Linked DNA regions of Homo sapiens: region 1 is linked to region 2. A link is an interaction called in ENCODE POLR2A ChIA-PET data of the cell type or tissue named here. Cell type or tissue: Panc1. All regions are shown on one strand.

Evidence for each region. Peaks named below come from ENCODE experiments on the same cell type or tissue, not always from the same donor. Only the 100,000 strongest peaks of a DNase experiment are listed, where the experiment ranks them.
Region 1: POLR2A ChIA-PET joins it to region 2 with 16 read pairs; 5 of 35 experiments call an interaction of 5 or more read pairs at or near these places.

Annotation. Positions count from the first base shown.
Region 1 is chr2:231,616,001-231,618,500 of GRCh38, reverse strand. No RefSeq gene overlaps it. Among named protein-coding and RNA genes, the nearest start is that of TEX44, 24 kb to the right of the region's middle. In Panc1, no CTCF peak of the experiment used is centred here; no DNase peak of the experiment used is centred here; H3K4me3 peaks cover 239 bases; H3K27ac peaks cover 2,197 bases.
Region 2 is chr2:231,739,840-231,742,339 of GRCh38, reverse strand. All of the region lies in intron 1 of PDE6D (phosphodiesterase 6D), which reads left to right. Among named protein-coding and RNA genes, the nearest start is that of MIR1244-1, 28 kb to the right of the region's middle. In Panc1, no CTCF peak of the experiment used is centred here; no DNase peak of the experiment used is centred here.

The DNA.
Region 1 (2,500 bases), 120 kb after region 2:
TTCTTCCAAGCTCGTGTACTTGTTTGCAGAATTCAGCTACGAGCAGGTTGTTGGACTGAGGGCATCAGTTTCTTGCTCGTAAGCCAACAAGGAAGGAGGCATCCTAGCAAAACTGTCATTACAATTTCATATAACGTACACATAGTCACATCCATCCTGTCACCTTTGCCATATTCTGTTAGTTAGAAGCAAGTCACAGGCCCCACCCACACCCAATGGGGGGCGTCTCAGAAGGGCATGGAGACCAGAGGGATCATGAGCCCACCTTCATGTCGGTCAGCCACGGGTCCTCATCAGATATTAGCTGCTGGTCAATTGAAATGCTCCCTTTGGCAACTGAAGGTATCATTGTTACATGGATGTACTTGTTGTCTCCCCAAGAAGATGGTGAAGTGAGCTCTCTTCCTGCTAAGAATGTTCCCCCGAGCCTCTGCTACAGCACTGGGCACAGGCAAGTGGGTCAATAAATATGAAATGAAGAAATATTATAGGATGCACATTACTGCTGGAAGGACTTGGAGTTTTCTTCCATCAGGGTAATGATCTGACTGGCATACATTTCTCAGTTGACAGCTGTGATTTAAAAAACCCATAAAACAACTGTAACAGCCACAAAGTGGGAACTGCAGCAGACATCGCCGTTACGAATGTGACTCTTCCCAAGAAAAATGTCTCCTAAACCCCAGCACCTATTGTTTTCCTCCTACTCTACAGACGAGCTATGTATATGAACACCACTTCCTGAGTATGCCTGTGCAACACTTTACTAGCACAGTATAGGAGCACAGGCTCTGTGCCAGGCTGCCGCGGTCAACTCCCAGCTGAGCCTCTGCCTGTGTGACCTTGGACAGGTCGCTTCACTTCTTGTGCCTGTTTTCTCATCTCTAAAATGGAAGTGATAATGGTGCCCACCTCCCAGAGTGGTTATGTGGGTTAAATGAATTAACATATGTGAACAGCCTGGCAAGTAGCAAATACTAACTGTTTGCTATCACTATTGGAAGTTTAATTCCATTTTTAGAATGCGTCAAGATCAAAGCATTTCTCTTTGTTTCTGCTTTCCCGAACTCTGCCTTTAAAGGGAGGAGAAAACATTCTGACTAGAAGGAAAGTTCTGGAAAGTGTATGTTTGAGTAGGTGGGAGGTGATGAAGAGGAATAATGCTTCAGGCCAGGACTTAAGATTACACTTGTAATCCTAGCACTTTGGGAGGCCGAGGCTGGAAGATCATTCGAGCTCAGGAGTGAGACCAGCCTGGGCAACATAGTGAGACCCATCTCTATTAAAAATCCAAAAAATTAGCTGGGTGTGTTGGCACGCATCTGTAGTTCCAGCTACTAGGGAGCCTGAGGCAGGAGGATGACTTGAGCCCAGGAAGTTGAGGCTGCAGGGAGCCGTGATTGCACCACTGCACTCCAGCCTGGACAACAGAGTGCAATCTTGTCTCCAAAACAAAAATAGAATATTCTCAGCCTGAGCAAGGACATGGAGATTGAAGGGTGAGCAGTCGATATGACAGCTGAGGATGAAGGAACAGCAAATAGGATTTAGTGGTGCAATCACCTCATCTCTGAGTGACAGAACTTTTGATGTTTGCCCCCTTATGGGAGTCACAACTGGGATCAAGCACCTGCCAACGGGCTCTTTTTCTCTCCTGCTGCCCCAAGGCCGGCCCTGGTCAGGGAGGACAGGTAGAAACCATCTGACACCACTTGAATTGGCACCATTACTATTGGCACCACCGGAATTGACTAGATCTTAAACATGACTTACTCCTCTGTGCAAGGTGAGGGAAGAAGAAAGGAGATGCCAGAGTGCTATCATTTTGGGAACTGGATGGCATCCTGCTCACCCCAATATTTTTAGGTGAGTCTAAGGAGGGCCTGCTTGTCTGATCGGTCTAGTCAATATCAGTTAGCATACTAGGTGAGGAGTTGTGCACCTTGAAGGCCTCTGTTGCTATGGCGTTGAGGGGACTGATGGAGGAGGGAAGCAGGTATCTCGGTTAAAGTTCCCCTTATGGCAGGGCTGGGCCCCAGCCAGGGGCTGTGCCTCTGCTCCTGGAATCTCCCACCAATTCTACAAGGGCAAAGGGCATCTGAGTTATCCTGTGAGCAGCAGGGAACCCAGGTGTGGGATCAAGGCTTTATTTTTTTTAATTCCTTTAATTAATTAATTTTTTTTTTAGAGGGAGTTTCGCTCTTGTTGCCCAGGTTGGAGTGCAATGGCGCGATCTCGGCTCACTGCAACCTCTGCCTCCAGGGTTCAAGCGATTCTCCTGCCAAGTAGCTGGGATTACAAGCATGTGCCACCACACCCGGCTAATTTTGTATTTTTAGTAGAAACGGGGTTTCTCCATGTTGGTCAGGCTAGTCTTGAACTCCCAACCTCAGGTGATCTGCCCGCCTCGGCCTCCCAAAGTGCTGGGATTACAGGCGTGAGCCACCGCGCCTGGCCCTATTTTATTTATTTAGAGACGGAGTCTCGCACTGTCACCCAG
Region 2 (2,500 bases):
ACCAGCCTGAACAACATGGAGAAACCCCATCTCCAGTTAAAAATACAAAAATTAGCCGGGCATGGTGGTGCATGCCTGTAATCCCAGCTACTCAGGAGGCTGAGGCAGGAGAATTGCTTGAACCCAGGAGGTGGAGATTGCAGTGAGCCAAGATCATGCCATTGCACTCCAGCCTGGGCAACAAGAGCGAAACCATCTCAAAAAAAAAACAAAAAACACAGTCTATCTAGTTTCTAATGAAGAGCACCACTCCCTGTCCCCCTATTTTCTACTCCCCAGAGAAAACTATTTTCAATCCTTTTTAGCTTATTTATTTGGTATTCATCTTGGTATTTCTAAAAAGCAAAATGTGGCTATGTCGTAATGTTTCCATTTTAGCATTATTTATCCACTTTCCACTACGGAAAATGACAGTTTTGTTGTTTCTCAACATTTCGTGCCTGACTATCCAGATATACATACTCTTGTTCCCCCATCCTCCCAGGTAAATTATATTGGGTGTTAGCATGTGCTTTCATTGTTATGACCATATCAGCACTACTTGCAATGAAGCCATGAGTTATACTATGACTACTTTTTTCTTCCAGTACTACCTTTAATTTTTCTTGATGTCAGTACTTGGATTTTTGTCATTTGCTTAGATTTTCTGTGCTTCTCATGAATTTGACCCCAAAATCTCCCTCTAATTGTATAAATCTCCTTTCCATATAAACACACTAGGTATTCTATGAATTTTATCTTTTTAAAAGAAAATCTCTTCCTGAGCTTTGTGACCTGCTCTAGCCTGGACCCTGGACTAGTCACTCTCCAGACCTGTTAAAGAGCTATTGTCTTGGGATCTTCCTTCACTGTCACTCAGGGGACTCCCTTCAGCTGTTTCTTGCTTGCTATATCCCATGTCATCCCCTTTCTTGGTTTTCTCTGTCATTTTGATGAAGCCATATTTTCCTTAGTTTCTTAAGAAAGCAAATATTTTTTAGTTTGTTTCAGGAATTGTTTCCCTGAAAATTTTAAAGGCCCTGCTAAGTTGTCTCCTACCCTCCAGGGTTCCTTTTGAATTTGATTTATTCTGATTTTTTTTCCTATTCTGATTTGACCCTTTGTATAATGACTTGTTTAACCTCTGGAAGCTTTTCGCTTTTCTTTATCTTTGATATTCTGTAAATGCACTAATGATGTGACTTGGGCATTTGCTACACCCTTTTTTTTTTTTTTTTTTTTTTTTTGAGACAGGGTTTCGCTCTTGTTGAGGCTGGAGTGCAATGGCGCAATCTCCCGGGTTCAAGTGATTCTCCTGCCTCAGCCTCCTGAGTAGCTGGGATTACAGGCAGGCACCACCACGTCTGGCTAATTTTGTGTTTTCGGTAGAGATGGGGTTTCTCCATGTTGGTCAGGCTGGTCTCGAACTCCCGACTTCAGGTGATCCGCCCGCCTCAGCCTCCCAAAGTGCTGGGATTACAGGTGAGCCATCGCTCCTGGCCTAGACACTTTCCATCTACGAAATTTTCTTGAATTAATTTATTGATGCCATCCTCCCCTCTGTTCTCTCTGTTCTACCTTTCTAGAACTTCTATTAGTTAGACACTAGAACTCTTGGACTATTCTTGGACTATAAGTTTTTGTGCCTTTACTCTCCTTTTTTTTTTTTTTTTTTTTTTTGAGACAGGGTCTCCCTCTGTCGCCCAGGCTGGAGTGCAGTCGCATGATCTCGGCTCACTGCAGCATTGATTTTGTGGACTCAGGCAATCCTCTCACCTCAGCCTCCAGAGTAGCTGGGACCACAGGCATGCACCACCATGACTTGTTAATTTTGTATTTTTGTAGAGATGGGGTTTCACCATGTTTCCCAGGCTAATCTCAAACTCCTGAGCTCAAGGAATCCACCCACCTCAGCCTCCCAAAGTGCTGGAATTACAGGTGTGAGCCACCACACTCAGCCTGCTCTCCTGTTTTCTATCCTTGCCTTTTTCGTTCTGAAAGCTTTCTTCAATTTTGTCTTTGTGTTGAGTTGTTTGGTTCTGCTATCAAAATATATGTGTTTCTAGAGTTCTTTTTTGTTCTCTGAATATTCTTTTTTAAATTGGTATTATTGACTCATTTAATGTATGAAACAATACAGAAACTAGAAAATATAAATACTTATGTTAGAAGGCATTTTCTGACAGAGAACATCAGTTAACCAGCTTCATAAGTTGTAACCTCAAACCAGAGAAATTCACCTAAAATATACAGAATTTTATTATATTAATTTTTAGTGTCTGTAAAGGTTATGTCTTATCTCTCTTTTTTAATGCTCCTTTTTAAAACTTATGTCTTTATCTGTAAGCCTCTTTATTCTTCTAAGTTACTTTTTTCTTTTAGTTTGTTTTGGTCTGTCTTTCATAATAAATGCTTTCTTAAATTTCTGTTGATACTTGGCTATCTTCTCATATTTAAAAACAGGGCACTCAGAGGCTGAGGCAGACAGATCACTTGAGGTCAGGAGTTCGAGACCAGCCTG